2 separate regions of the Homo sapiens genome follow, and region 2 is linked to region 1. A link is a loop called in an ENCODE intact Hi-C map of the cell type or tissue named here. Cell type or tissue: CD4-positive, alpha-beta T cell. All regions are shown on one strand. Each heading gives the region's core, and the rest is flanking DNA. Links, peaks and the distances in the headings are about the cores only.

The links. Hi-C counts contacts between places; a loop is a spot of excess contacts. Peaks named below come from ENCODE experiments on the same cell type or tissue, not always from the same donor. Only the 100,000 strongest peaks of a DNase experiment are listed, where the experiment ranks them.
Region 2: it touches region 1 in a loop (2.7-fold over the local background); 74 of 110 quality-filtered maps call a loop at or near these places.

What each region holds. Positions count from the first base shown.
Region 1 is chr17:74,364,040-74,379,915 of GRCh38, forward strand. GPR142 (G protein-coupled receptor 142) reads left to right here and starts at 3,467. Exons shown (of 4, transcript NM_001331076.1): 1 at 3,467-3,755; 2 at 5,429-5,595; 3 at 6,482-6,640; 4 at 7,690-8,561. The coding sequence starts at 5,502. The coding sequence ends at 8,561. RefSeq lists an enhancer at 4,081-5,069 and a silencer at 15,477-15,576. In CD4-positive, alpha-beta T cell, for the core only: CTCF peaks have their summits at 4,494 and 4,693; DNase peaks (open chromatin) are centred at 4,412 and 5,392; H3K4me3 peaks cover 862 bases.
Region 2 is chr17:74,291,351-74,305,188 of GRCh38, forward strand. DNAI2 (dynein axonemal intermediate chain 2) reads left to right here. Exons shown (of 14, transcript NM_023036.6): 7 at 8,368-8,507; 8 at 9,696-9,818. Among named protein-coding and RNA genes, the nearest start is that of DNAI2, 24 kb to the left of the region's middle. RefSeq lists a silencer at 5,211-5,445. In CD4-positive, alpha-beta T cell, for the core only: CTCF peaks have their summits at 5,432 (motif pointing left), 5,646, 9,992 (motif pointing right) and 10,204; DNase peaks (open chromatin) are centred at 5,431 and 10,001.

The DNA.
Region 1 (15,876 bases), core at 459-8,458:
CTGACAGGCCCCACCTCCCATTATTTCTAATCTCCCTTATCCCTGGCCCTCTTCGAATGATTTAGAAACTAGCTTTCCACATAGAGGCATTCTCTGTTCTCATTTTCTTTTTTTCTTTTTTTTTGAGACGGAGTCCTGCACCATTGCCCAGGCTGGAGTGCAGTGGCACAATCTTGGCTCACTGCAAGCTCTGCCTCCTGGGTTCACACCATTCTCCTGCCTCAGCCTCCCGAGTAGCTGGGACTACAGGCGCCCACCACCACGCTCAGCTAATTTTTTGTACTTTCAGTAGAGACGGGGTTTTACCGTGTTAGCCGGGATGGTCTCAATCTCCTGACCTCGTGATCCGACCGCCTCGGCCTCCCAAAGTGCTGGGATTACAGGCGTGAGCCACCGTGCCCGGCCTCTCATTTTCGTAACAGAGCATTGCTGGAGTGTGTGTGTGTGTGTGTGTGTGTGTGTGTATGGTATGCATGTGCACATGTGTGTATGCAGTGCGTGTGTGTGCATGTGCCTATTTATATGTGTGTGCGTATTGTGTGTGTCCATGCATGTGCGTGGTGTGTGTGCATGCATATTTGTGGATATGTGTGTGTGGTATGTGTACATGCATATGTATGTGTGGGGGAGTGTCCTGGGGCGGGAGAGAGGAAGCCAGGTATTTGCCCTGAGCCCTTTTTTTTTTTCTTTTGAGATGAAGCCTCGCTCTGTCGCCCAGGCTGGAGTGCGGTGGCGCCATCTCAGCTCACTGCAACCTCCACCTTCTGGGTTCAAACAATTCTCCTGCCTCAGCCTCCTGTGTAGCTGGGATTACAGGTGTGCACTACTATGTGCAGCTAATTTTTGTATTTTTAGTAGAGATGAGGTTTCACCATGTTGGCCAGGCTGGTCTCGATCTCCTCACCTCAGGTGATCCTCCCGCCTTGGCCTCCCAAAGTGCTGGGATTACAGGCGTGGGCCACGGTGCTTGGCCAAGTCTTTGAGAGGAAGAATCTGCAGCACTGCATATATATATATATATATATACACACACACACACACACACACACACACACACACACACACACACACACACATATATTGGCCCCATGGATCTGGGAGCGCCATAATTCCTTGAAGGCAAGTCTGATGAATTCACAAGCCAGCACCATCCTAGAGAGGAGTGTTACTTCCCGCCCCAGACGGGAGTGTTTATAGCCCAAGCCATGTGTCTGAGGTCTTATGACCAGGAACCTCAGAGGCAGGATTTATTTTTCGAGTTCTGAGTTGTGCTTGACTTTTCTTTTTTCTGATTTTTGTTGTTGTTGTTGTTAGATATGGGGTCTCACTCTTTCACCCAGGCTGGAGTGTGGTGGCACTGTCATAGCTCACTGCAGCCTCAAATTCCTGGGCTCAAGCAATCCTCCAGCCTCAGCCTTCCAAGTAGCTGGGACCACAGGTATGAACCACTGCACCTGGCTACTTGACTTTTCTTTCCACAACCCCATGTTGTGTTTTTGTTTTGTTTTGTTTTGTTTTGTTTTGTTTGAGATGGAGTCTCACTCTGTCGCCAGGCTGGAGTACAGTGGTGCGATCTCAGCTCACTGCAACCTCTGCCTCCTGGGTGCAGGCGATTCTCCTGCCTTTGCCTCCGGAGTAGCTGGGACTACAGGTACCCACTACCTGTAGTGGCTGGCTAATTGTTGTATTTTTAGTAGAGACGGGGTTTCACCATGTTGGCCAGGATGGTCTCGATCTCCTGACCTCGTGATCTGCCCGCCTCGGCCTCCCCAAAGTGCTGGGATTACAGATGTGAGCCACCATGTCCAGCCCATGCTGTCTTTTTGGGGAAGTTTTTCCAATTGTGATAAGTGATCCCTTTGGACAAGGAATCTCTAGTACTGTAAAAGCAACGGAAAACTCTTGCAAGCTTGGGACCAGATAAAGAGTTTCTGAATCTGCAAAGGGGGTGATCAGACACTGGACTGTGGTAACACCTCAGAGGGGTGGGCTCCAGACGCAGCCTGGCCCTACCTGGCACCCTCCCTTGCATCTGTAGTGCCTCCTGTCCTGACTTAGGGTTCCCTGAGTCACTGGGCCACTTGGACTGGGGACAGGAGATCATGGGTTTAAGTTCCAGGCCCCGTGTACACAGGGGAGCACATAAAGGTAAATATGAGGCCGGGCATGATGTCTCACACCTTTAATTCCAGCACTTTGGGAGGCTGAGGCGGGTGGATCACTTGAGGTCAGGAGTTCAAGCCCAGCCCGGGCAACATGGTAAAACCCCGTCTCTACTAAAACTACAAATATTAGCCAAGCTTGGTGGCTGGTGACTGTAATCCCAGCTACTTGGGAGGCTGAGGCAGGAAAATCGCTTGAACCCGGGAAGCAGAGGTTGCAGTGAGCTGAGATTGCACCCCTGCACTCCAGCCTGGGCAACAGGGTGAGACTCTGTCTCAAACAAACAAAAACTTAAATAAGAAGGAATCCTTGGCCAGGTGTGGTGGCTCACATCTGTAATCCCAGCACTCTGGGAGGCCGAGGCAGGTGGATTGCATGAGCCCAGGAGCTCGAGACCAGCCTAGGCAACATGGCGAAACACCGTCTCTACAAAAAATACGAAAATTAGCTGGGCGTGTTGGTGCTTGCCTGTAATGCCAGCTATTTGGGAGGCTGAGATGGGAGGATCACTTGAGCCTGGGAGTTCGAGGCTGCAGTGAGCTATGATCACACCACTGTACCACAGCCTGGGTGACAGAGTGAGACCCTGTCTTGAGGGGTAGGGAGGCAGAAGGAAAAAAAAGAGAGAGAGAGACCCTGGTGCTCAGGCCTGGTGGCTCTGGCTGGACTGATCAGGGCTGAAGACTTCAGAGACCAAAAAGGTCAAGGTGTGGCCGGGTGCGGTGGCTCACACCTGTGATCCCAGCATTTTTGGGAGACCCAGGTGGGCATATCACCTGAGGCCAGGAGCTCAGGACCAGCCTGGCTAACACGGTGAAACCCCGTCTCTACTAAAAATACAAAAATTAGCCAGGCATGGTGGCAGGCACCTGTAATCCCAGCTACTTGGGAGGCTGAGGCAGGAGAATCACTGGAACCCAGGAGGCAGAGGTTGCAGTGAGCCGAGATAGCACCATTGCACTCCAGCCTGGGTGACAGAGCGAGACTCTGTCTCAAAAAGAAAAGAAAAAAAAAGTCAAGGTGTGCGGCTGGGTCTTCATAACATCTTTCACCTTGCCCAGGCTGGCTCAGAGGTGACTGCCTTAGTGGATAGGATCCCTTCCACCGTGGGCTAGCAGCCTACCCTGGTCACTGACACCACACCATGTAGGAAAGAATCGCCACCACCAAGAAGGGGCCTCTCACCTCTGTATAGGCTGTGTGCTGGCTGATGACGTGGTTGCCCTGTCCTGTCTGCTGCTGCCACTGAGCTGGACATCTCCAGGCTCCATCTCTTGAACCATGGATCCCAGCGTTGTTAGCAATGAGTATTATGATGTTGCCCATGGAGCAAAAGATCCAGTGGGTCCCCACTTCCCTGCAGGACATCACTGCTGTCCTGGGTACAGAAGCATATACTGAGGAAGACAAATCAATGGTGTCCCATGCACAGAAAAGCCAGCATTCTTGTCTCAGCCATTCCAGGTGGCTGAGGTCTCCACAGGTCACAGGGGGAAGCTGGGACCTCCGAATAAGGCCATCCAAGGACTCCAGCAGTTTCCGCCAGGTGAATCCAGCTGCCTCCCAGAACAGGCCTTCTATGGGGTGGGATGGTAAGTTGCTGGAAGGACGTGCATGGGGCATCATTGTAGCAAACTCAGTCCCCCTCCTCCATCTCTCCCTCTCCTCGCTCTGAATCCAGGGAGCTCTAGTTTTCTGTGTAGCCTGTGTGACAGCCTTGGTTGAAACCCTTGTGTTCCGTCTGAAGAATATTTAAGGTTTCCAGTCAAGTGTACATCCCTCAAAGAAACAAAGTGGGCTTGGCATGGTGACTCACACCTGTAATCCCAGCTCTTTGAGAGGCCAAGGCAGAAGGACCACTTGAAGCCTGGAGTTCCAGACCAGCCTCGGCAACACAGCGAGGCCCCAAACTCTCTCTATATCTATACATAAAATTTAAAAAACAAAGTGTAGGGACAGGGTGGGCACTCGGTAAATGTTGGCAGGGACCCTCCTTGCCCCTCACCCATGGCAGCTCCTTGAAGAGAGGGTCAGCCTCCTCTCACCCCTAGCCTCCTGCTGCAAGGAGGTGGTGGCCTGGGGCGTCATCTGTGCTACTTGCACTTTCTGGGGCTGGGGTCCCAGCACTCCACCAGAGGACCTGCCCTGAGCGGGCAGCTCCGTCTCCAGTCCCACTGTGCCACCCAGGGTGCCTAGCCAAACCATGGGACTTTCAGGCTTGCAGGGTCAGGATGTGGCCACCAGGGGGCAGCAGGGCCTGCGCTGTGAGTATCCGAGGGGGGGTTGGGATGGGGAGTTCCAGGCTCTGATGTGAGATCTAACTCCCAGAGCTGGGAAGCTCCCTATATTTCCTGCCATATTTTCTGCTGCATTCCCAGAGGACAGGCCATGGGAGGTGATTCCAGGGGGGCCTGAGCTCTCCTCCCGAGACCGTCCACGGGGCATCCATGTCCCGGGTACCTGCTTGTGGGCTGCTCTGGTCACTCTTCCTCTAGGGCAGGAGAGCCAGTCTGGCCTCTTCTGAGTGCACACCAGCAACGGCTGTTGTTTATTTGCCAGGGATTGATATTCTTGAGGGATGGTCCATTTCACCAGGGCCAGGGAAACAACAGCTTGCAGGACTGTGGTTTCCCAGCACCGGCTGCAGGCAGCCTCGTCCGGCTGCTCCCAGAGGATGCCCCACCCTGTGCACGGCTGCCTGCCATCCTGCCCCTGGGGGTAGCCTCCACCTCCCCCACCATGGCCACTGCAGGACTGACCCTGTGCACCTGGTCCCCTGAGCCTCTTGGGATCATAGCCCTGTCTGTGGCAGCCTTACCACTCCTACCTGGCACGACTTCCCCAACTCCTCACAGAGGTGCCCTACTCTCTTCCCTTTCAGTCTGGATGCTCATAGAGTCAGCACCCTGAGTCCTTCTGCCTGTCCCCAAAGTCCTCAGCCCCAGGTTTGACCCCAGCTGAACACAGGCCAGCTCACAGAGTGCCCCGGGGCACGAGGCAGCCCCCCAGAACCCCCATCCTGCCATCCTGCCTCTTCTCCTCACTTCCTGCTCCCCCAGGCATAGACATACCTGTGAACCCCATGCCACCCTCAGCTCGTCTCTCCTGAAGCTGAAGCCCCTGCCCAGCCCGACCCCTTCCCCTGCCTGTGCGCCTTAGAGCACCCTGGTTTGCTCCACCAGCATCTACTCTAGCTCTTTCCCCGGTGCCTCCGCCCACCAGTTCCTTCCTCCTCCTTCCCCCGCCCCGCCCCCTGCACTAACAGGCTCAGTGTCTGCGTAAGGATCCTGGGGCAAACAACCACTTGGAGAGCCAAGGGGTGAGAGGTACAGCTGGCGATGCTGACAGGGAGCTGCGGGGACCCTCAGAAAAAGCCACAGGTGACCCAGGACTCAGGGCCCCAGAGCATGGGGCTTGAGGGACGAGAGACAGGTAAGGCATCTTGAAGTGGGGTGTGCTGGGGGCAATAAGGTGGAAAGGCAGGAGGGAACAGGAGGCAGGTTAGGGACCTAGAGGGTGGAGTAGGGGCCAAAGCTGAGAGTGAGTGAGCAGTGAGCCCCCCGGCCTCAGCAGGAAACGAAAAGCTGGAGTTCAGCCTGAAAGAGACGCGCAGTGTGGCTTCAGGGGAACAGGGGCCAGAGTGGACGGTGCTTATCCTAGACCAGCCACCTTACCCCTGTGGACTGAGTTTCCCCATCTGTGGACTTGGGCCATTCCAGCTTTAGTGGTGCTCACCTTTGAAGAGGGTATCTTTAGTTTAGAAAAGAGGGGGCCCTACCAACAGCCTCTCCTTAGAGGGGGACAGCTGTTGAGTGGAGCTGTGCAGACCTGGGGCCTCCACTGTGGACCTCCTAGAGAGGTCCCTGTGTGTGGCTGGCATCACCCGGGTCGGAATCACCCAGGTTGCTGATTACAAGCACGGCTGCTGCAACCCCGCTTCAGACCCTCTGGCCCGGAGGCGGCCCAGGAGCCTGCACCTCGACAAGTGCCCCCTGTTTCAGAGCCCCTGCTAGGCCGGGTGAGGGCCCATGGGGAGGACCCATGGGGAGCAATGGTCTCTATGGCAGCAGGCCGTGCTGCCAGGGACTTCCCATCAGTGGGGGAGCCGGGCCACTGAGGGAGTGGGGTGACATGGGGTGGGGGTGAGGGTGGTCTTGGCAAGAATTCTCACAGCAACAGACAGTGCACTCAGCTGGGTCTGACTAGAGGGTCTGCACAGAGCAGGGTGACTAGAAAGACCCCAGGTCAGGGCGGGGCTGCGCCCAGCCAGGTTAGAAATAGACCAGAGGCTCTGACTCTGCCCATCCGCACCTTCTAGCTGGCCAGCCACGAGTGACCCTGCTGCCCACGCCCCACGTCAGCGGGCTGAGCCAGGAGTTTGAAAGCCACTGGCCAGAGATCGCAGAGAGGTCCCCGTGTGTGGCTGGCGTCATCCCTGTCATCTACTACAGTGTCCTGCTGGGCTTGGGGCTGCCTGGTGAGTGGGGAGCTGGGGTCTGGGGACTTGGGCTTGGCCAGAAATGGGGATCCTCCTTCAATGGGTGCCAGTCCTCTGTGTTTGACCCCTGAGGCCCTGGATCATAGACCCCTGGTCTTTCCTTGCCATTGTCAGGGTGTTCTGGGTCACTGGAGGGGAATACAAGTAAGGGGCTAGGATTGGGGGTGCTCACAGCTAAACCCAAGTTTTCCCCAGCAGTGAGCGCACTCTTAGGATAACAAAATTCACATAGGAACTGGCTCAGCTCAGTACAAAGCTCCCCGTGCTGCCCATGCCTTCAGAGAGCAGAGCTTGGGGCAGAGGTGGGTGTGTGGATATGGGAAGGACGGGTGGTCTCGGCCCTGGGGATTTCCCCAAGTCTGATAGCTAAACCCATGCCTGTGTCTAGGGACGCCTCCATTCTGGAGGACACAGAAAACCTAAAAAGGACTTGGAGGACAATGCCATAGGACAGGTAGCTTTTTTTTTTTTTTTGAGATGGAGTCTCACTCTGTCACCCAGGCTGGAGTGCAGTGGCATGATCTCGGCTCATTGCAGCCTCCACTTCCCAGGTTCAAGCAATTCTCCTGCCTCAGCCTCCCAAGTAGCTGGGATTACAGGCATGCACCACCGTGCCTGGCTAATTTGTATATTTTTTTAACAGAGACGGGGTTTCTCCATGTTGGTCAGGCTGGTCTTGAACTCCTGACCTCAGGTGATCTGCTCGCCTTGGCCTCCCAAAGTGCTGGATTACAGGCGTGAGCCACCACACCTGGCCAGGACAGGTGGCTGCTGAGGACCCTTCCATGTGCACTTACCTGTGCATAACCGGGGTACAGCCAGTGGCCTGCAGTGGATGGACAGGGCAGAGCTGGCCTGGGTGGCCTTCTGGGCAAAGTGGGGTTTCAGAAGGATCTGGAAGGAGAAAAAAGAGAAGCCAGCGCAGCCTCTGCACATGCAGATGGGGAGGTGCGATGGCGACACCTTGGAAAGCAGAGTCTGAGCTCTCTTCTGATGCCTCTCCCCTCCCTCACCTCGGCTGCCCTCAGTCAGCCTCCTGACCGCAGTGGCCCTGGCGCGCCTTGCCACCAGGACCAGGAGGCCCTCCTACTACTACCTTCTGGCGCTCACAGCCTCGGATATCATCATCCAGGTGGTCATCGTGTTCGCGGGCTTCCTCCTGCAGGGAGCAGTGCTGGCCCGCCAGGTGCCCCAGGCTGTGGTGCGCACGGCCAACATCCTGGAGTTTGCTGCCAACCACGCCTCAGTCTGGATCGCCATCCTGCTCACGGTTGACCGCTACACTGCCCTGTGCCACCCCCTGCACCATCGGGCCGCCTCGTCCCCAGGCCGGACCCGCCGGGCCATTGCTGCTGTCCTGAGTGCTGCCCTGTTGACCGGCATCCCCTTCTACTGGTGGCTGGACATGTGGAGAGACACCGACTCACCCAGAACACTGGACGAGGTCCTCAAGTGGGCTCACTGTCTCACTGTCTATTTCATCCCTTGTGGCGTGTTCCTGGTCACCAACTCGGCCATCATCCACCGGCTACGGAGGAGGGGCCGGAGTGGGCTGCAGCCCCGGGTGGGCAAGAGCACAGCCATCCTCCTGGGCATCACCACACTGTTCACCCTCCTGTGGGCGCCCCGGGTCTTCGTCATGCTCTACCACATGTACGTGGCCCCTGTCCACCGGGACTGGAGGGTCCACCTGGCCTTGGATGTGGCCAATATGGTGGCCATGCTCCACACGGCAGCCAACTTCGGCCTCTACTGCTTTGTCAGCAAGACTTTCCGGGCCACTGTCCGACAGGTCATCCACGATGCCTACCTGCCCTGCACTTTGGCATCACAGCCAGAGGGCATGGCGGCGAAGCCTGTGATGGAGCCTCCGGGACTCCCCACAGGGGCAGAAGTGTAGAGGAGGGGGCCCAGCTAGGGAGCTCAGGGTGGCTCATGGCCACATGTACTGGGGCCTTTGAGGTTGTACCCAAAACACGTTTATCAACAGCTTGCTTTCCTTGGGTGGGGGTGGAGGCTCCTCCTTTGGGTGTGGCTCCCAGGTAGAGAGGAGGACAACTTAGCCAGCTCTTATGTTTGCTTCACCAGCAATCCCTATTTCCTGGGAAGATGAAAGGGCACTGCCAGGCACAGGCTAATAGCATCAGTGCTGTGGGCATTCCTTTGCGGGGGGCATTTTGCCTGGCTCATCGTGAATGCCAGATTAATGTTGGTTGAATGGATAGAAAAACGGACAGATGGAGGCCGGGTGCGGTGGCTCACGCCTGTAATCCCAGCACGTTGGGAGGCTGAGGCAGGCGGATCACGAGGTCAGGAGATCGAGACCACAGTGAAACCCTGTCTCTACTAAAAATACAAAAAATTAGCTGGACGCAGTGGCGGGCGCCTGTAGTCCCAGCTACTCGGGAGGCTGAGGCAGGAGAATGGCGTGAACCCGGAAGGCGGAGCTTGCGGTGAGCCGAGATCCCGCCACTGCACTCCAGCCTGGGCGACAGAGTGAGACTCCGTCTCAAAAAAACAAAAACAAAAACAAAAACAAAAAAGGACAGATGGATGGATGGATGGATAGATGGATGGATGGATGGATGGATGGATGTGAATTGTCTCCAGCCCACCCCCCTTTCCTGGTGCCTGCTTCTCATTCCCTGAATGGATCACCTCTCCAGCTCCTAGTGGCAATGCCAGAGTTTGAAAAGGAAGATATCTTCAGGACTTAAGGCATTTCTTAGGCTGGAGGAAACAAAGAAATTGAGCTGAGCAATGGGAGGGGGCTGCTTGGGGGATAAAAGCCCCCAGGGCCAGTCAGAAAGGGGTGATCTTAAATCAGATGTGAGGAGCCCAGGCCTGTGTCTGTCCAGCCACAGGAGACACAGCCCCTTAGGTCTCAAACACCCTGGTTGGATTCCACATTACTCCCTGCCCTAAACCAGTACAGGTTCATGGGCCCAGAACCAGCACTGGGGCTATAGTTTTTGTTGTTGCCAATGAGGAGAAAGAAAATGGTCTCTTAACCCAGGGTACTAGGAGAACAGGAAAGGAGGACCTAGCTGGAGATGACCCTGAGCTTCTGCTGAGCCCCCCGAGCTCACGCCCCTTGGGGAAAGGTCTTTTCCTCCACCACTGGGAGGCGGGAGTTGGCAGAGTCCATCAGAGCCATGAGGAGCTCTGCTCCCCACCCTCAGCCTCTCCAGGGAGGCTCTCCAGGGCCCCTCTCTCCTCTCAGCACCACCATCCCGGAGAGGCAGCTGGGAGAGATCAGCAGATGGAACTCCCAGCTGCTCCAGGCTGTGGGTAAACACATTAGCAGCTGAGCTAGGACCACTTTCTGCTTCCTGGTCAGGCTGAGCTGACCTTTGTCCTGAATGGGAGGTTCAGACCTGCCCCCACCCTCTTAGTGGGATGACATCAGTCAAAGAGCTGTTTGTGCACCCAGCACACAGTCAATGCAGAATCAATGCTTGGCTTTCCACTTTGCCTCTCTGCTTCTCCCCAGAGCAGGGATGTCCAGACAGGGAGGTTCAGCTAACCCAGAAAGAGGATAATGTGGGTCTCCAATGCATTTGCCATGATTCTCAACTCCAAAAAACTCTGAAAACCAAAACATGTTTCCGAAATGTGCCACAAACACGTTTAGCGGCACAGCGTGACCCGGTGTGAGGTGATTTCTGGTCCCGAAGTTGTCCTGTGATTGTGAGTCCTGCCAGCCCCACCAGGGACTGTTAGTGGAGTGATCATGTACTGCTGTCCACACCCCACGGAATCGTGATCGAACGCGCACCACTACATGCACACAGCACCTTCCTCTGCTCTGACGTATTCTGAATTCCAAGACATGTGGTGCCGAGTTCAGAGAAAGGACTGAAGACCTGTAAGCCCAACACTTCTGCTCCGGGGTGGTCTACACTGACCCTGAGCAGGTGTTAAGGATGGAGGACCCCCTCACCCGCCCACACCTCCATGTGCACACACAGATGTATCCCCAGGCAGGGTTGATGCACCTGCGCTTTATTCTTTGCTTAAGGAGGAGGGGGATGCAAATGCAGGTACCCGGGGAGGGAGAAGGTCCACCGGAGGACCAGATAATGTCGGCCCCAGCCCAGCCTGAGCCTGCCCTACAGAAGCGGGCACGGGAAGAAAGCACAAAGTTCCATGGATGAAGAACTAAATGGAACAACCTGCAGGGACCCTGCAGGAGAGAACCCAGTATCAGGGAAGAGCATCTGTGTCTCCATGGATGGCAACAGCAGCTGGGTCTAGGCCAGAGGCAGGATGCCTTCCTCAGCTGGCTGGGGGGCTGTCTTTCAGGAGGCCAGCTGCAATATTAGCTCAACTGTCTCTGAGCACCAGTGAAACCAGGAACTTCCAGAAACTGTTGGGGAGGCTCTTTCAAGACACAGTTTTGTTTTGTTTTGTTTTGTTTTGTTGACATGGAGTCTCGCTCTGTTGCCCAGTCGCTCAGGCTGGAGTGCAGTGGTGTGATCTCAGCTCACTGCAACCTCCGCCTCCTGGGTTCAAGTGACTTTCCTGCCTCAGCCTCCCAAGTAGCTGGGACTACAAGCGCACACCACCACATCCAGCTAATTTTTTTATTTTTAGTAGAGACGGGGTTCCACCATGTTGGCCAGGCTGGTTGAAACAATTTTGCATTGAGCCACCATAACCCCAGTGTTAATATTGCTATAACCTCACTTGTACCGACAGGCTGGGGCAGTCAGTGACTTTTTCAAACAACCCTGCATATGGAGTATTGTAACTGTTTTACAAACTTAGGAAATTGAGGCACAGAGAGATTAAATGGTATGCCCCTAGCCCAAAGCTGGTCAAGAGCAGCACTGACACTCAAACCCAAGTCTCCTGGTTCCTGGTCCATTGTCTGTTCCACCCCACACCTTGCAGGTGCTCTCAGATGTAGAAGATTAGAGGCAGACCGCTCTCGGGGATCTTTTGCATTGCTTAGAACTTTCTAGTGCTGGACTTATCAGATTTGAGAACCAGTATCACATTTTCCTAATAAAATGCATTAGGTGGTCAGGTGTGGTGGCTCACGCCTGTAATCCCAGCACTTTGGGAGGCAGAGGTGGGCGGATCACTTCGGGTCAGGAGTTCGAGACCAGCCTGGCCAACATGGTGAAACCCCATCTCTACTAACAAATACAAAAACTAGCTGGGCGTGGTGGTGGACACCTGTAATTCCAAGTTCTCAGAGGCTGAGGCAGGAGAATCGCTTGAACCCAGGAGACGGAGGTTGCAGCGAGCTGAGATCGCGCCATAGAAACACCATGGAACTCCAACCTGGGCAACAAGAGTGAAACTTCGACTCAAAAAAAAAAGAGAAAAAACACATTAGGTAACAGTTTCTTTTTAGCATTTGTGTAACCTTTAATAAAATAAAGTGATAATCACCTTGGTAAGCATGTCACTGAAATGTAAATGAAAAGTATTATTAAATCTGCCAAACTGGCTTCTAGAGGAGAGAAAGACTTAAATGGTTTCAGTTTCTCCTTCTTCCCTTCTCCCTCCATAGCCTACCCACTCATCTGCTGAAATATCTTAGCTAAAGAAAATCCTTTTTGAAATTCTGAGTTTCTTTCCTAACAATTCCCACCACAGGTTTGATGTGCTGTTTGATCTTACGGTCTATCATTTGTCCTTTGTTAATATCTGAGGATGGTTATTGCTCACATGTCTTTCATTTCTTCCCAAGGGTATATATGATTTTTGCTGTTTGGAAGTTGGTTGACAAATTGTTTTCTGGACTCTATTAGTTTTCAAGGGCTGCATTAAAAAAATACCGCAGACTGGGTGGCTTAAACAACATATGAGTTTTTGTTTGTTTGTTTGTTTGTTTTTGAGATGGAGTCTTACTCTGTCGCCCAGGCTGGAGTGCAGTGGCACAATCTCGGCTCGCTGCAACCTCCACCTCCTGGGTTCAAGTGATCCTGCTGCCTCAGCTTCCCAAGTAGCTAGGACTACAGGCATGCATTACCACGTCTGGCTAATTTTTGTATTTTCAGTAGAGACAGGGTTTCGCATGTTGGCCAGGCTGGTCTCGAACTCCTGACCTCAAGTGATTCACCTGCTTCAGCCTCCCAAAGTGCTGGGATTATAGGCGTGAGCCACCCTGCCTGGCCAGAAATGTGTTTTCTTACAGTTCTGGAGGCTGGAAGTTCAAAACAATGTATTGACCAAATGTAGTGGCTCACACCTATAATCCCAGCACTTTTGAAGGCTGAGGCAGGGGGATCACTTGAGCCCAGGAGTTCAAGACCAGGCTAAACAGCATAGGAAGACCCTGTCTCTACCAAAAATACAAAAACAGCTGGATGTAGTGGAGGATCACCTGAGCCTAGGAGGTCGAGGCTGCAGTGAGCCAAGACCACGCCACTGCACCCCAGCCTGGATGACAGAGTAAAGGGCGACCTTGTCTGAAAAGGAAAAGAAGAAGGTGTTAGCAGCTTGGGTTTCTTCTGAGGCCTCTCTCCTTGCCCTGCAGAAGGTCACCTTCTCCCTGTGTCCCCAGTACCTCAAAATGGGACGGCATTTGAAGATAGGGCCTTGAAAGAGGTGATGAAGTTCAAACGAGGCTGTTACGATGGGCTCTCATCCAACCTGGGGAAGGTCTTCAACATATGAATTTGGGTTGGGGGAAACTATGGGTATTTTAAGGACAAATGTTCCTTGGCTGTGGATCCAGGCTTTAATAAAAGTCACTTTTCTCTTGGCTGTATACGAACTATCCCCACCTTTCTCTTCTCCTTGGCTGGCGTAACAGGACTCAAAGCCAGTCTCGTATCTTTAAACATGATCTCTCCTTTCTTCCTGGAAGATCTTGAAGTTTTTGAAGATTCACCCTTGTTGAACAGGTACCTGGAGGTGGGCCTTTTAATTTCCACACTGAGAGTATCTTTTCATTCAGAAAAGGTTATTTTCTTTCTCGTTCGTTTCCTTCCTTCCTTCCTTTCCTCCCTCCCTCCCTCCCTCCTTCCTTCCTTCCTCTCTTTCTTTCTTTCTGAGTGGGGGTTGCACCATGTTGCCCAGGCTGCTCCTGAATTTCTGGGCTCAAGTGATGTGTCTGCCTCGGCCTCCCAAAGTGCTGGAATTACAGGCCTCTTTTCCTTTTAGGAAACAGGGTCTCGCTCTGCCACCCAGGCTGGAGTGCAGTGGCACGACCACGGCTCACTGCAGCCTCAACCTCCCAGGCTCAAGCAATTCTCTGGCCTCAGCCTCCCAAGTAGCTGGGACCACAGGCATGCACCACCATGCCTCGCTAATTTTTTGTTTGTTTGTTTGTAGAGACGAGGTCTCCCTATGTTGCCCATGCTGGTCTCCAACTCCTAAGCTCAGGCGATCCTCCTGCATCAGCCTCCCAAAGTGCTGGGATTACAGGTGTGAGCCACGGCACTGGCCTTCTTGACTTTCTTAATCACAATTGGGTTTCGGGCCCCCTTTTCCCTCGGCCACTCTTATGTGCTCTCTGGCGGGGTGTCCTGCTGCCACTGGCACCTTTCCTGGCTTCCTCATTGCTCAGACCTCAAACAGCTCTTTCCCTCTGTGTTGGGTTTCCCAGTCGCTCCGGTTTGCAGTGCTATCACTGCACACTCCCCCTTAGCAGCACGTTTCTTTCTTTTTTCTTTTTTTTATGAGATGGAGTCTTGCTCTGTCGCCAAGGCTGGAGTGCAGTGGCGCGATCTCGATCTCAGCTCACTGCAACCTCCGCCTCCTGGGTTCAAGCTATTCTCCTGCCTCAGCCTCCCGAGTAGCTGGGATTACAGGTGCGTGCCAGCACACCCAGCTGATTGTTGTATTTTTAGTAGAGACAGGGGTTTCACTGTGTTGGCCAGGCTGGTCTCGAACTCCCGACCTCAGGTGATCTGCCCGCCTCGGCCTCCCAAAGTGCTGGGATTACAGGCGTGAGCCACCGCGCCCGGCCTGAGCAGCACATTTCTTTTTGTCTCTGGAATGGATATCAACGCAACCAGGTTGCTTCCGGGGCATGGTCTCAGGCCCCACCACACACGCAGCCTCTGCCCCTCTCTCTGACTCCCATGCTCACTTTGGTCCTCCCCCATGAGTGCTCTGCTCCTCTTCCCCTTCCCCTCTTTTTTTCAGTCCGAAAGAGGAGGCATGCTGGCTGGATAAAAGGGAGCCACATCTGTCGCTTCTGCTCTGGGATCTTTCATGGGAGCTCCAGTCCACAGACATGAGTGTCCCTCGATTCTGACAAGGTGACAAGGCTCCCTTCCTGTCACCATGCCCGGGCCGAGGAGGTGGCTTTACCAGTGGTGGGGTGGGTGACATGATGGGGACGGGGAGACAAGCTTCCAGAGGGATCGTGCAGAATCCATTCAGCACCCTGGCCCAGAAAGCAAGACCATATTTTCCAAATTAAGCATTTAGCCAGCTGGGCACAGTGGTTCAGGCCTATAACCCTAGCACTTTGGAGGCAAGGCAGGAGAATGACTTGAGACCAGGTGTTCGAGAGCAGCCTGGGCAACGTGGCGAAACCCTGTCTCCACCAAAAATAAAAATAAAAAAAATTTAGCCGGGCATGGTGGTGGGCACCTGTAATCCCAGCTGCTCAGGAGGCTAAGGTGGAAGGATCACTTGAGCCCAGGAGTTTGAGGCTGCAGCGAGCTGAGATCACACCACTGCACTCCAGCCTGGACGACAGAGCCAGACACTGTCTCAAAAAAAAAAGAAAACATTGAGCACTTTGGTTGGCCAGATTACAGAGGTGCTGGCTGGCAGGGACCAAGGGACAGCCCTTGGCATGGGGGTGTCTTGGAAATCTTGCTTCCCTGGCCTCCTTGTCGCTGGGGGTGGCCTGAGCTCCCTGGCGGGTTTTCTGCCCACCTCCTCCTTTTGCATGTCCCTGTCAGCTCAGACAGCAGGGGGCGCTGCAGGACTGGCTGGACGGTCGGGCCAGGGAGTGGGAGGGCGGGCCTTTAAGCCAAGGTTCAAAGGAAGATCGAGTTACTGCAAAGAAACTGCCTGCCCTGGGCCAGCAGCCAGCACCGAGTAGTTGGGTGGGAGGGCTTTGTACCCTCTGTCAGTCTCCTCCACCCTAAAGCCACGTCTGCCACGCTGGGGCTGGCCAGCCACGGGGCTGCAGGGCCCTGCAATTTTCTCAGATGACTTTGGTGGTTTCCTGTGCAGAGTGGTGTGAAGGGCCCTTTCATCGTTCATCGCCCTCCTCTCTCCACTCTCCTTCGCAG
Region 2 (13,838 bases), core at 5,249-13,248, 68 kb before region 1:
ACAGGGTTTCACCATGTTGGCCAGGCTGGTCTCGCACTCCTGACCTCAGGTGATTCACCCACCTGGGCCTCCCAAAGTGCTGGGATTACAGGTGTGGGCCACCACACCTGGCCGGGACCCAGATTCATAGTCAGAGCCAATCCTGCTGCTATAGGGCAGAGCCCACATGGCAGCCTGGGCTCGGCCACAGAAGACTAAGTGGGGTGAGGGCCTCCCATAGCTGACCAACTGCAGACACGGGTGAGGCAGGTTTGGCTGACACCTCAGCAGTGTCTCCTGTTACTACTGTAAGTCTAAAATTAGCTCAAAATAAACAGTTTTAAAAAACTATAGTTCAAGTAAAATCAGAGAATATTTGACTAGGGGCCGCCATAAAGGGATGATGAGAGCGTTGGGGAGCCCTATTTTGGGAGAGGTTTCTGGGAAACCTACATGCTAACGGATATGGGTAATACTGGCCTTATAGAATGAGTTGGGAAGTATTCCCTTCTGGAAGTTTGTGAAGAATTGATATTAATTTTTTTTTTTTTTGAGATGGAGTCTCGCTCTGTCGCCCAGGCCGGAGTGCAGTGGTGCAGTCTCAGCTCACTGCAGCCTCCACCTCTCGGATTCAAGTGATTCTCCTGCCTCAGCCTCCTGAGTAGCTGGGACTACAGGCTCATGCCACCACGCCTGGCTAATTTTGTCTTTTTTCAGTAGAGTTAGGGTTTCACTATGTTGGCCAGACTTGTCTCAAATTCCTGACCTCAAGTGATCCTCCCTCCTTGGCCTTCCAAAGTACTGGGATTACTGGCGTGAGCCACCATGCCTGGCCGCTATTAATTCTTGAAATGTTTGGTAGAACTCATCAGTGAAGCCATCTGGTCCCTGGCTTTTCTTTATTGGAAGCTTAAAAGTTACAATTCAGTCTGTTTATTTGTTATAGATCCTCTTCACATTTTCTGTTTCTTCTTTAATTGCTTTTGGTAGTTTCTGTCTTTCTAGGAACTTTTCCATTTCATCAAGTTGTCTAGTTTGTTGACATTTAATTGTTCACAGTATTCCCTTATAATCATTTTCTTTTTCTTTTTTTTTTTTTTTTTTTGAGACAGAGTTTTACTCTGTTGCCCAGGCTGGAGTGCAGTGGTGTAATCACTGCTCATTGCAGCCTCGACCTCCTGGGCCCGAGCAATTCTTCCACCCCAGCCTCCCGAGTAGCTGAGCCTACAGGCATGTGCCACCACACTCGGCTAATTTTTGTAGTTTTTTTAGTCACAAGGTTTCATCATGCTGCCCAGGCTGGTCTTAAACTCCTGGGCTCAAGGGATCCGCCTGCCTTGGCTGGCCTCCCAAAGTGCTGGGATGAACCACCACACCTGGCCTGATTTCAGTCTTTTAAAATTTATTGAGACTTGTTTTATGGCCTAGCATATTGTCTATCCTGGAGAATGTTCCATGAGCACTTGAGAAGACTATATTCTGCTTATTGTCCGGTGTAGTTTTCCTTTTTTTTTTTTTGGGACGGAGTCTTGCTCTTTCGCCCAGGCTGGAGTGCAGTGGCGCGATCTTGGCCCACTGCAAGCTCTGCCTCCTGGGTTCACGCCATTCTCCTGCCTCAGCCTTCCGAGTAGCTGGGACTACAGGTGCCTGCCACCACGCTGGGCTAATTTTTTGTATTTTTTTTTAGTAGAGACGGGGTTTCACCGTGTTAGCCAGGATGGTCTCGATCTCCTGACCTCGTGATCCGCCCGCCTCGGCCTCCCAAAGTGCTGGGATAACAGGCGTGAGCCACCGCACCTGGCCTGTCCAGTGGAGTTTTCTATAGTTGTCTGGGAGGTCTTGTCTATAGTGTTGGTCAAGACTTCTATTTCCTTGTTGATCTTTCACGTAGTAATTATGTCTATTATTGAAAGTAGGATACTGATGTCTGCCATTATTATTGTTGAATTGTCTATTTCTCCTTCAATTTTGTCAGGTTTTGCTTCCTGTATGTTAAGGCTATGTTATTAGGTACATGCACATGCTTATAATTGTTAAGTTTTCCTAGTGAATTAACCCTTTTATCAGTATATGATGTCTTCATTTGTCTCTAGTAGCATTTTTCATCTCAAAGTCTGTCTTTGAGATAAGCACTCCAGCCCTCTTTGGTTACCATTTGCATGGTATATCTTTCCCCATCCTTTTACTTTTAACCTGTTTGCCTCTTTGAATCTAAAGTATGTCTTGTAGCCAGGTGTGGTGACACGCACCTGTAATCCCAGCTACTTGGGAGGCTAAGGCACGAGAATCGCTTGAACCTGGGAAGCTGAGATTGCAGTGAGTCGAGATCATGCCACTGAACTCCAGCCTGGGTGACAGAGCGAGACTCCATCTCAAAAAAATAAAAATAAAATAAAAAAATAAAGTATGTCTCTTGTAGATTACATGTAGCTGGCATACAAGTGAATCATAGTTTTGTTTTGTTTTGTTTTTGAGACAGAGTCTTACTCTGTCACCCAGGCTGGAGTGCAGTGGCGTGATCTCGGCTCACTGCAACCTCCGCCTCCTGGGTTCAAGCGATTCTCCTGCCTCAGCCTCCCGAGTAGCTGGGATTACAGGTGCATGCCACCACGCCCAGCTAATTTTTGTAGTTTTGGAGAGATGAGGTTTTACCATGTTGGCCAGGCTGATCTCGAACTCCTGGCCTCAAGCGATATGCCCACCTCGGCCTCCCAAAGTGCTGGGATTACAGGCATGAGCCACCACGCCCAGCTTGGATCGTGGTTTTTTCCTTTTAATCTATTCTATCTATCTCTGGTTTTAAGTGGAGAGTTTAATCTATTTACATTAATTTAATTACTGATAAAGTTTACATCTGCCATTTTGCTTTTTTTTCCTATATGTCTTACATCTTTTTGTTCTTTCTCCATAACTGCCTTCTTTTGTGCCACGTATTTTCTAGTGTACCATTTTAATTCCCTTATCATTTCTTTTTTTTTTTTCTTTTCTTTTTTTTTTAGAGACAAGGTCTCACTCTGTCACCCAAGCTGGAGCGCAGTGCTGTGATCATAGCTCACTGCAGCCTCAAACTCCTGGGCTCAAGCAATCCTCCCACCTCAGCCTCCTGAGTGGTTGGGACAACAGGTGCACGTCACCACACTCAGCTACTTTTTTATTTTTTAATTTTTGTAGAGATAGGGTCTTGCTATGTTGCCCAGGCTGGTCTTGAACTCCTGGCCTCAGGCAATTCTCCCACCTTGGCCTCCCAAAGTGCTGGGATTTCAGGCGTGAGCCACCACACTCAACTTAAGCTATTGATCTTATTGATGATCCTGTGTATGTGATGAGTCATTTTTCTCTTGCTGCTTTCAAGAGTCTCTGTCTTCAGCTTTGATTATGATGTTTCTAGGTATGGATATCTTTGAGTTTATCCCACTTGGAATTCATTGAGTTTCTTGGATGTGTAGATTATTTTTTTAAAAATCAAATATGGAATATTTACAACCATTATTTATTCAAATATTCTTTCCTACCCTTTCTCTCTCTCCTCTCCTTCTGTGACTTCCATTATGTGTATGTTGGCATGCTTGATGGTGTCCCATAGGTCTTTAGACTCTGTTTTTCTTTGTTCTCTTTTCTTTCTATTCCTCAGACTACATAATCTCAATTGACCCATCTTCACGTTCAGTGATTCTTCTGCCTGCTCAAATATGCCATCCTGTAGCTTCTCTGCTATATTTTTATTTTGGTTAATGACTCCAGAATTTCTATTTTGTTCTTTCTTTTAAAAATAATTTCTGTCTCATTTGGATGTGGTGGCTCGTGCCTGGAAACCTAGCACTTTGGGAGGCTGAGGTGGGTGGATTACCTGAACTCAGGAGTTCAAGACCAGCATGGGCAACATGGTCAAACCCCATCTCTACTTAAAAAAAAAAAAAAAAAAATCAGCCAGGTGAGGTGGAGTGCACCTGCAATCTCAGCTACTTGGGAGGCTGAGGCAAGAGAATTGCTTGAACCCAGGAGGCAGAGGTTGCAGTAAGTTGAGATTGTGCCACTGCACTCCAGGCTGGGCAACAAAGCGAAACTCTGTCTTCAAAAATAATAATGATAATGATTTTTGTCTATTTGTATCTTTTATTTGGTGAGAGATCATCTCATGCTTTTCTTTAGTTCTTTTGATGTGACTTCCTTTAGTTCTTTGAACATGTTTAGCATAGCTGATGTGAGGCCTTTGTCTAGTTAGTCCAATATCTGGGCTTCTTGGGGACAATCTCTATTTATTGCTTTTTTATTCCTGTGTTTGGGCCATACATTTGTATTTCTTGGCATGTCTTATAATTTTTTTTTTATTAAAAACTATACTTTTTGTATGATTTAATGTGGCAACTTTGCAAATCAGATTGACATACCTCCCAGAGTTTGTGTTGTTGCTGTTTGTTGTAGTTGTTCTTTGTTTCATTAATACATTTTCTTAGCTAGTTCTGGAAAGTCTGTATTCCCTGTCACGTGTGACCACTTATAGTCTCTGCTTAGCTTAGTGATTAGTTAATGATTGAACAAAGATTTCCTTAAGCATTTGTCACCAAAAAATCTCCCCTTCTCTGCTAAGGGGCTCTGTGTGCGTGTGTGAGCATGCCTTTACACTCAGCCAGGCAGTTGTCAACTCTGCCTTAGTGTCTGTGCAGAGATGAGGTCAGCCAGAGAGTTTAGGGCTTTATCGGTTTTCCTGAGCATGACACAGCTCTGGGCGTGCACACAGCTCTATCCATGCTTGTGACCTTCTAGACTCCCAGGAATATGTCAGATCTTTTCAAAGCCCTGTGGACACATCATGCTTCAGCTTTTCCTTTTACTTATTTACTTTTGTTGTTTAAATGTAATAGAAGTTGAGCACAGTGGCTCACGTCTGTAATCCTAACACTTTGAGAAGCTGAGGCGGGAGGATCGCCTGCATTCAGGAGTTTGAAACTAGCCTGTGCAGCATAGTGAGATCTTGCCTTTAAAGAGAGAGAGAGAGAGAGAGAGGAGAGAGAGAGAGGAGAGAGAGAGGAAGGGGGAAGGAGGGAGGGAGGGAGAGAGAGAGAGAGAGAGAAAGAAAGAAAATAGGGACAGGGTCTTGCTATGTTGACCAGGTTGGTTGTGAACTCCTGGCCTCAAGCAGTCCTGCCTCAGCCTCCCAAAGTACAGGCGTGAGCCACTGTACTCGGCCCAGCTTTTCCTTTTAAGCTTTTCGGTAGGTCTATTCCTTTCCCCACCTGTTATCCACTGCCTCAGGAAGCTGCAAAGTTAGTCAGTTGCCTGCAATTACACCCTGATGAAAAGACTTTTCACACCAGGCAAAGGCTGAACCAAGTCAATTACAGCCAACCTTGCAAGAGGAGCCTTATCAGGGAACCACCAGACCGGTCAGATAATGACAGTTCTTTGGGCATGAGACTTGAAAGGAGCTCCAGCCTCATTCTGCTCCCTCTTGTGGCGCCAGGCTGCTGTTTTTCATCAGGAGTGCAGAATGTGAATTTTCAAGGCCACCACGGAACTGCAGAGTGTGCGATCTTAACTAGGGCAAGTGAAAATGCCACTGTTCTTACCAAGATTCTGCTGTTTTTCTTGAATAAACATTCTCCCGACTGCCCTAAGCCTCTGGCTAATTTCCAGAGTTCTGAAAAAGTTGATTCTGACCATTTTTGCCAGTTTTCTCACTGCTATTATGGAGGAGAGAATTTTTGGAGGTCCTTACTTCACGGATTTTGCTGATGGCACACCTGGAAAACTGATTTTTGTTTGTTTGTTTCTTTGAGACAGAGTCTCGCTGTGTCACCTAGGCTGGAGTGCAATGTCACGATCTTGGCTCACTGCAAGCTCCGCCTCCCAGGTTCATGCCATTCTCCTGCCTCAGCCTCCCGAGTAGCTGGGACTACAGGTGCCCGCCACCACGCCCAGCTAATGTTTTGTATTTTTTTTTTTTAGTAGAGACGGGGTTTCACTGTGTTAGCCAGGATGGTCTTGATCTCTTGACCTCGTGATCTGCCTGCCTCGGCCTCCCAAAGTGCTGGGATTACAGGCATGAGCCACCGTGCCCAGACTTTTTTTTTTTTTTTTTGAGACAGGGTCTTGCTCTGTCACCCAGGCTGGAGTACAGTGGTGTGATCTCAGCTCACTGCCACCTCCGCCTCCTGGGTTCAAGCGATCCTCCTGCCTCAGCCTCCCCAGAGGCTGGTGCATGCCACCACGCCTGGCTAATTTTTGTATTTTTAATAGAAACAGAGTTTTGTCATGTTGGCCAGGCTGTTCTCAAACTCCTGGCCTCAAGTGATCCACCCACCTTGACCTCCCAAAGTGCTGGGATTACAGGCGTGAGCCACCAAGCCCAGCCCAAACTGCTTTTTTTTTTTTTTAATCTCCAGTGAGATCAGAAGTCACCTGCCTGGGTTGGCTCTGAATGTCCCTACCTGCTCTGTTCCCCTGAACCTGGAGTCGCCAGACACCCAACCCATGACTACACCCAGGCCAGTCTTGACCCTGGGCGTAAAAAGCATTCCCCACTCCTCTCTGCTCTGTATGTTCTTATACTTTTGCTGCTTCTTCGGGAGTGGGAGCCAGGATGGCTGAGAAACTCCTCCTCTGAAGCTGTCTGTAGTCAGCTGCTTCCTAAGGCCCCGATCTCCCTCTCAGACCTGCTGCCTCCTGCCCAGGGGAGCTTTCAGATTATGGAATAGACCCGGGCTCCCATAAACGTCCCTGCCAAACTATCTGGGTGCCAGAGCTCTAAAAGACTGAGGCAGAGCCACTTTGCCATGATTAATTCAAGAGCCTTGACTCAGTCATTATTCATAACCTCTTTCAGTGGTTTTTCATGCCAGCTCATACCAGCCCAGACTCTGGTGCTCCGCTGCTCCAAGAAGGGCCCCTCTAGGGCCATGTGGGACCCAGTGGGACCTACTCTTGAGCACTGCTTTGCCAAAGTAGAACAGGCTTATCTTTTATTTTTATTTATTTTTATTTTTTGTTTTGTTTTTGAGACAGCCTTGCTTTGTTGCCCAGGCTGGAGTGCAATGGCATGATCTCAGCTCACTGCAACATCTGCCTCCCAGGTGCGAGTGATTCTCATGCCTCAGCCTCCTGAGAAGCTGGGATTACAGGTGCCTGCCACCACGCCCAGCTAATTTTTTTGTGTTTTTAGTAAAGATGGGGTTTCATCATGTTGGCCAGGCTGGTCTTGAACTCCTGACCACAAGTGATCCACCTGCCTCAGCCTCCCAAAGTGCTGGGATTACAGGTGTGAGCCACCAGGCCTGGCCTATTTTTATTTTTTGAGACAGGGTCTTGCTCTGTCACCCAGGCTGGGGTGTAGTGGCACGATCATGGCTCACTGCAGCCTCAACCTCCCAGGCTCAAGCAATTCTCCCACCTCAGCCTCCCGAGTAGCAGGCAGCCTCCCGAGTAACAGCCTCCCGAGTAGCATGTGCCACCATGCCCAGCTAGGTTTTAAATTTTTTGTAGAGACGGGGTCTCACTATGTTGCCCAAGCTGCTCTTGGATTCCTGGGCTCAAGCAATCCTTTTGCCTCGGCCTCCTAATGCGCTAGGATTACAAGCATGAGCCACTGTGCTTGGCTGAGCAGGCGTATCTAAGAAAACATATTTCTGGGCCAGCTGAGTTCAGGGAAAATGCCTTGAACTTGGAGAAATACTAAGTCAAAGCTTACGAGCTAAGTACTTTTGTTATTTTACAAAACGGCCTTTCCTAGAAACAGCTCTGAGTGACAGGGTGAGCCCTCATTGTGCATTCATGGGAAAATGGAAACGAAATCTAACAGGACAAAGGACAGATAACCTTTCCATCTTTCTTGGCAAAGCACTAATAACAGATCACAGTAAAGGCTAAAGCTCCTCTGTGAGTTTCTTTCCAACAGAGGCAGCAGAGGTACAAAGGATAAGAGGAAATGGGCTAATGTAGCAGAGAGATTCACCTAAATGGAGTCTTTCCACGTGCTTTTCCCTACGTTAGGGACTCGGCTCTCCTCTCGCCTGGCTCCCTCCATCCTGAGGCTCATCTTCCATCTCAGCTACCTGTCACTTCCTCCAGGAGGCCTTCCCTGACCACCCTCATGTGTTCCCCTGCCACTATGCCTGTCCTATCCCCAGAGGCTTGCCCAGGGCCAAGTGTTGGGTAGGGAGTCAATGCCTGGGAGGGGCTCAAGGAACTGAATGAAGCTTGCACTCTGGGAGTCTCTCCAGAGAGTCTGTAGAGGCTGGTAGGAAACTCAGGCTGATTTGAACCAAGCCCTGATTCTAGAAAACCACATACCTGCCAAACCAGAAGCAGCAGCCCCCTCTCTCCCCTGCTCCCTGCCCTAAGGAAGGAAGCCTGTGCCCCCTTCCACTCCTTCTTCATCTCCTTCCTCACCAGCCTGCTGGGACACCCGAAAGGGCAGCCTGGTGGCGGAGCTATCCACCATTGAGTCCAGCCACCGAGACCCTGTGTATGGCACCATCTGGCTGCAGTCGAAGACGGGCACCGAGTGCTTCTCAGCTTCCACGGATGGGCAGGTACCCACCAGCCAGACACTGGAGAGAGGAGGGAAGGGAGGGGCAGTAACTGTTCCCTGGTTCCCCATCAGAACCCCTGGGGACATTTCCTTTAACACATTTTATTTTGAGATGGAGTTTCACTCTTGTTGCCCAGGCTGGAGTGCAATGGCACGATCTTGGTTCACTGCAACCTCTGCCTCCCGGGTTCAAGCAATTCTCCTGCCTCAGCCTCCCAAGTAGCTGGGATTACAGGCGCCTGCCACTATGCCTGGTTAATTTTTTATTTTTAGTAGAGATGGTGCTTCACTATGTTGGCCAGGCTGGTCTCGAACTCTGACCTCAGGTGATCCACCCGCCTTGGCCTCCCAAAGTGGTGGGATTACAGGCATGAGCCACTGCGCCCAGCCTAACACTTTATTTTTAAGTTGAGTAGTGATAATACATGCCCACGGAACAGAATCTAAAGGGTGCAAAAAAGAAAATGCCTTCCTCTCACCTCTGCCTGCACCTCCTCCCCTCCCTCCCTCTCTTATGTCTGCCTTCAGAGCTAGTCTCTGCGTATGCAAGGAAACACACCTCTCTCTTCTTTACTCTTTCTTTTTGCACACTTCACACACTATTCTGTACTCGATGTTTTCCATTGTGTGTACCTTGGAGATAGTTTCATATTTCATACACCGCTGCCCCATGCCTATTAATAACTGCATCATGTGGGTGTACCATAATTTATATATGGATTCTAATATTTTGTTGCTACCCCCCAAAAAATACAGCAAAGAGCATCTTTATACACAGATTGTTGCACACATGCGGGGATATATCTACAGCAGACATTGCTGGCAGTGGGACTTCTAGGTCGGAGCACACATGCATTTTTAACATTGCCGGATATTGCCTTATTGTGGGGAGTCTTGGCATATACCGATTCTTGGCCTTGCACCTGGAGGTTTTGATTCAGTAGGTCGAGGGCGAGGCCTCAGCATCTGGGTTGTATGAAGCTTGCCGGCGACTCTGATGATCAGCCAGGTGTGGGAACTGTGGACAGAACAGCAATCCTCAAAGTGTATTTGCTCCCACGAATTGCCGGGAGCTCCATCCTTTGTGGCCCAGTGGCTGACCCCAGGACGGTGGGGTGAGGGCGGAGAAGGCAAAAGCCAGGGGAAATACAGGGCCTCGAAGTCTCACTGTCGCCCCTCCTCCCACCAGGTCATGTGGTGGGACATCCGAAAGATGAGCGAGCCCACTGAAGTTGTGATCTTGGACATCACCAAGAAGGAACAGTTGGAAAATGCCTTGGGGGCCATCTCCCTGGAGTTCGAATCTACTTTGGTGAGTGTCCCTTGCTGTCCCTTCCCCGACTTGCATTGACAGGGCAGCCAGGGCTAAAGACAGGCCATTGCTAGGATATCAGGTGCTCGTGGAACCCAGCACCAGCCCAGGGAGGCCACCCTCACTGCAGCCATCCTAGACGTGTGTGGCCTTTACAACAACTTTCCAGCAGGGGGCAGCAGAGCTTCTCGAAGAAGGACACCATAGTCATCATGGCACCAAGTCATCTTTTGGCCAGTGGCCCAGCTGAACACAGAGGGCAATCTTTTGACAGAACAATTCCAGAAAAGCCCTGTTTTGTGGGGAAGGTCACGCCCAGGACCAACATCGGGAGGCCTGGACTCCAACCCAGGTCCTGGCCCTGCCTGGCACGGGGTCCCTAGGCTGGTCACCTGCCTTCCTCTGGGGAAGGAAGAGGTACTGGAGAGGAAAATGAGGTCAAAGCAGGCTCCTTGGAAAACCAGAGCACAAGCATGGTCTCGGTGTTCAGTCACTGAGAATGACAAAGAAATATCAAAGTTCAGGTCGGGCAGGGTGGCTCACGCCTGTAATCCCAGCACTTTGGGAGGCCAAGAATTTAAGACCAGCCTGGGTACATAATGAGACCCCCCCCACCGCCCGCCCAGTCTTTACCAAGAAAGAAAGAAAGAAAGAGAGGGAGAGAGAGGGAAAGAAAAGGAAAGAAGGAAGGAAAGAAGGAAGGAAGGAAGGAAGGAAGGAAGGAAGGAAGGAAGGAAGGAAAGAAGGAAGGAAGGAAGGAAGGAAGGAAGGAAGGAAGGAAGGAAGGAAGGAAGGAAAGAAGGAAGGAAGGAAGGAAGGAAGGAAGGAAGGAAGGAAGGAAGGAAAGAAGGAAGGAAAGAAGGAAGGAAGGAAGGAAGGAAGGAAGGAAGGAAGGAAGGAAAGAAGGAAGGAAGGAAGGAAGGAAGGAAGGAAGGAAGGAAGGAAGGAAGGAAAGAAAAAGAAGAAAAATATCAATGTGAGGCAAGGCGCCGTGGCTCACACCTGTAATCCCAGCACTTTGGGAGGCTGAGGTGGCAGGATCACTTGAGCCCAGCAGTTCAAGACCAGCCTGGACAACATAGCAAGACACTGTCCCTACATAAGAAAAGAAAAAAAGGGCCAGGCACGGTGGCTCACACCTGTAATCCCAGCACTTTGGGAGGCCAAGGCGGGCGGATCACCTGAGGTTGGGAGTTCGAGGCCAGCCTGACCAATATGGAGAAACCCCATCTCTACTAAAAATACAAAATTAGCTGGGCGTGGAGGCGCACGCCTGTAATCCCAGCTACTCGGGAGGCTGAGGCAGGAGAATTGCTTGAACCTGGGAGGCGGGGGTTGCGGTGAGCCAAGATCGCATCATTGCACTCCAGCCTGGACGACAAGAGCGAAACTCCATCTCAAAAAAAAAACAAAGAAAAGAAAAACAGGAAATATCAGTTTGAGCATAGTGCAAATGTGTTAGAGGAGGGAAGCTTCCTAGAAGCAGTAAAGGAAGACTTCCTCGCTAGAGTAAGAAGACAACTTTCCCTTGTTGTTGGCTTTTGGTTTGGGCTGAGTCTTGGTTTACGTCTTAGTGCAGCCCAGGCCTGGTTCCCCCTTGGGGGTGTCACTTGTTTGCTTCGGGGTCATGGGCCATCATTCCTAGGGCTTTGGGAGGCCCTGGCCTCGAACATACCTGGGCAACCCTAGCTCAAGGCTGAGAGATGAATGTTGATGGAAGGAGGAGACAATTCCACTGACCCCCTCCCCAGAGGACAAGGCACTGGGCAGGGAGGTTGGGGTGGCGAGGGCTCAGGAAAACATTCTGTCCCAGAGGCAAGGCTTTCTAGGCCAAGTGCTAGACATGCAGCCACATCACTACTAGGGCCATCTCCTCCATGCCTGGCCCTTGCAGGGTGCACACTGTGTGTTGGACACTTGTGGCTGCCTGATTTAATAAGCTTGTGCAGTCGCCTACAACCATCTCGTGGGGTAATGTTATTATCCGTACTTGCCAGACACACACGATGAGTCTTCATGAGATTAGGTTGTGAGTCCTAGTACCTGGTAAAGCTGGGACTCAAACCCAGGGCTCCAACTCTGAGGCCCAGAGTGTCCACCTGCAGCCCACCATGAAGTCTGAGGCTAGAGGCACGATGGGCCACTCAGATCTGGGTGGCCTTTCTCTCTGGCTCACTGACGGGCGGCGTGCAGTCGGCTTGAATACTTTCTTCTCTGGACCTCTCAAGCTTGGTCTTTCCACTTGCCCTTGACGCCCAACTTGAAGCCCAGGTTTTTGTTTTGTTTTGTTGAGACATCGTTTTGCTCTGTTGCCCATGCTGGAGTGCAGTTGTGTAATCTCAGCTTACTGCAACATCCACCTCCTGGGCTCAAGCCTCAGCCTCTTGAGCAGCTGGGACCACAGGCACATGCCACCAAGCCAGGCTGATTTTTTTTTTTTTTTTGAGACAGAGTCTCACTCTTGCCCAGGCTGGAGTGCAGTGACATGATCTTGGCTCGCTGCAACCTCTGCCTCCCAGGTTCAAGTGATTCTCGTGCCTCAACCACCACACCTGGCCATGTTCTGGGTATTTTCTAGAGATTTTATATTTATCATTTTAGTAATTTTCTGGTAGAAGAAAACTGCATAATAAAACAATATGTTTTTTAAAAAAATAAAAATAAAAAAGCTGGGGGGCCAGGTGCAGTGGCTCAGGTCTGTAATCCCAGCACTTTGGGAAGCCGATGTGTGCAGATCACTTGAGCTTAGGAGTTTGAGACCAGTCTGGACAACATAGGGAGACTCCATCTCTACAAAAATACAAAAATTAGCTGACCCTGGTGGTGTGTGCTTGTGGTCCCTACGTGGGAGGCTGAGGTGGGAGTACTGCTTGAGCCCAGAAGGTCAAGGATGCAGTGAGCTGAGATCGCACTGCTGCACTCCAGCCTGGGCAATGGAGCCAGAACCTGTCTCGAGAAATAAATAAATAAACTAGGAGTTCTTTTTTCTTTTCTTTTCTTTTTTCTTTTTCTTTTTTCTTTTTTTTTTTTTTTTTTTTTTTTTTGAGGTAGGGCCTTGCTCTGTAGGCCAGGCTGGAGTGCAGTGGCATGATCTCGGCTCACTGCAACCTCTGCCTAAAACCTGGGAGTTCTATAGGGGCAGGTTCACCAGCTGCAGAGGACATCTGAGCCCGTTGACAAAGGCCCTCCCCTCAGTGTGCCCCTCCCCTACCTCACTCAGCTGTTCTTTCCATTTGGAATGCTGAGGACACAGCACCATTGTAGGCTCAGGCCCTGCTGGTGGAGGTTGTTCAGTCTAGCCCAGAAGTTAAGACAGAACAGTAAACAAGGAAGGGCATTGCGTGATGGAGGGGGTCATGCTCAGAGACGCGAGGGGAGCACTGGACCAGGAGTCAGGAGACCAGCCTTTGTGCATTCAGTCCGCAGTGAAGTGAATAACTACTAAAGCTCAGTTCGTGGGCGATGGACCCATGTCAGACAAGCTCGTGCCCCTCAAAGAGCTCACCCACCAGTGGTAGGGGGACGAGTTACATCACCGACTGCCAGGTAACTTCCTGAGTGCTGGTTGGTCACCTGCTCTGAGTTCTCAGGGACACCAGCCTGGACAATGCTATGACAAATGTCACTGTCTTGCCAGGGAAGGCTCTGCCCATCCCATGAGTGATCTGGGTGGGCCACCCTGCATCCCCTCCCTGGGTCTTCTTTACTCTCTCTGTAAACAAACATTCAGGATCTTTATGGCCAAATGCATCGAGGACACAGTGGTGCTCTGCAGAGGGGGCTAGTGACCTGACAACCCTCCAGGACTGGAGGAGCCAGGGAGGGCTTCATTCAGCACAGGCTCCTTGAGCAGCTTCCAAAAAGATGGGGTCTGAGGAGCCCGGGAAGAGTGGGGACTGCTCTCCAGGAGGGGCCACAGCCCTTGCCAAGGCTTGATCTGAGGGCCTTTCTAGCGCCTGCAGACCCCCCAAGCAAGCTCCTGTCCATGCCCGCTAATCCCAGAATTGATGGTTCGTGGAG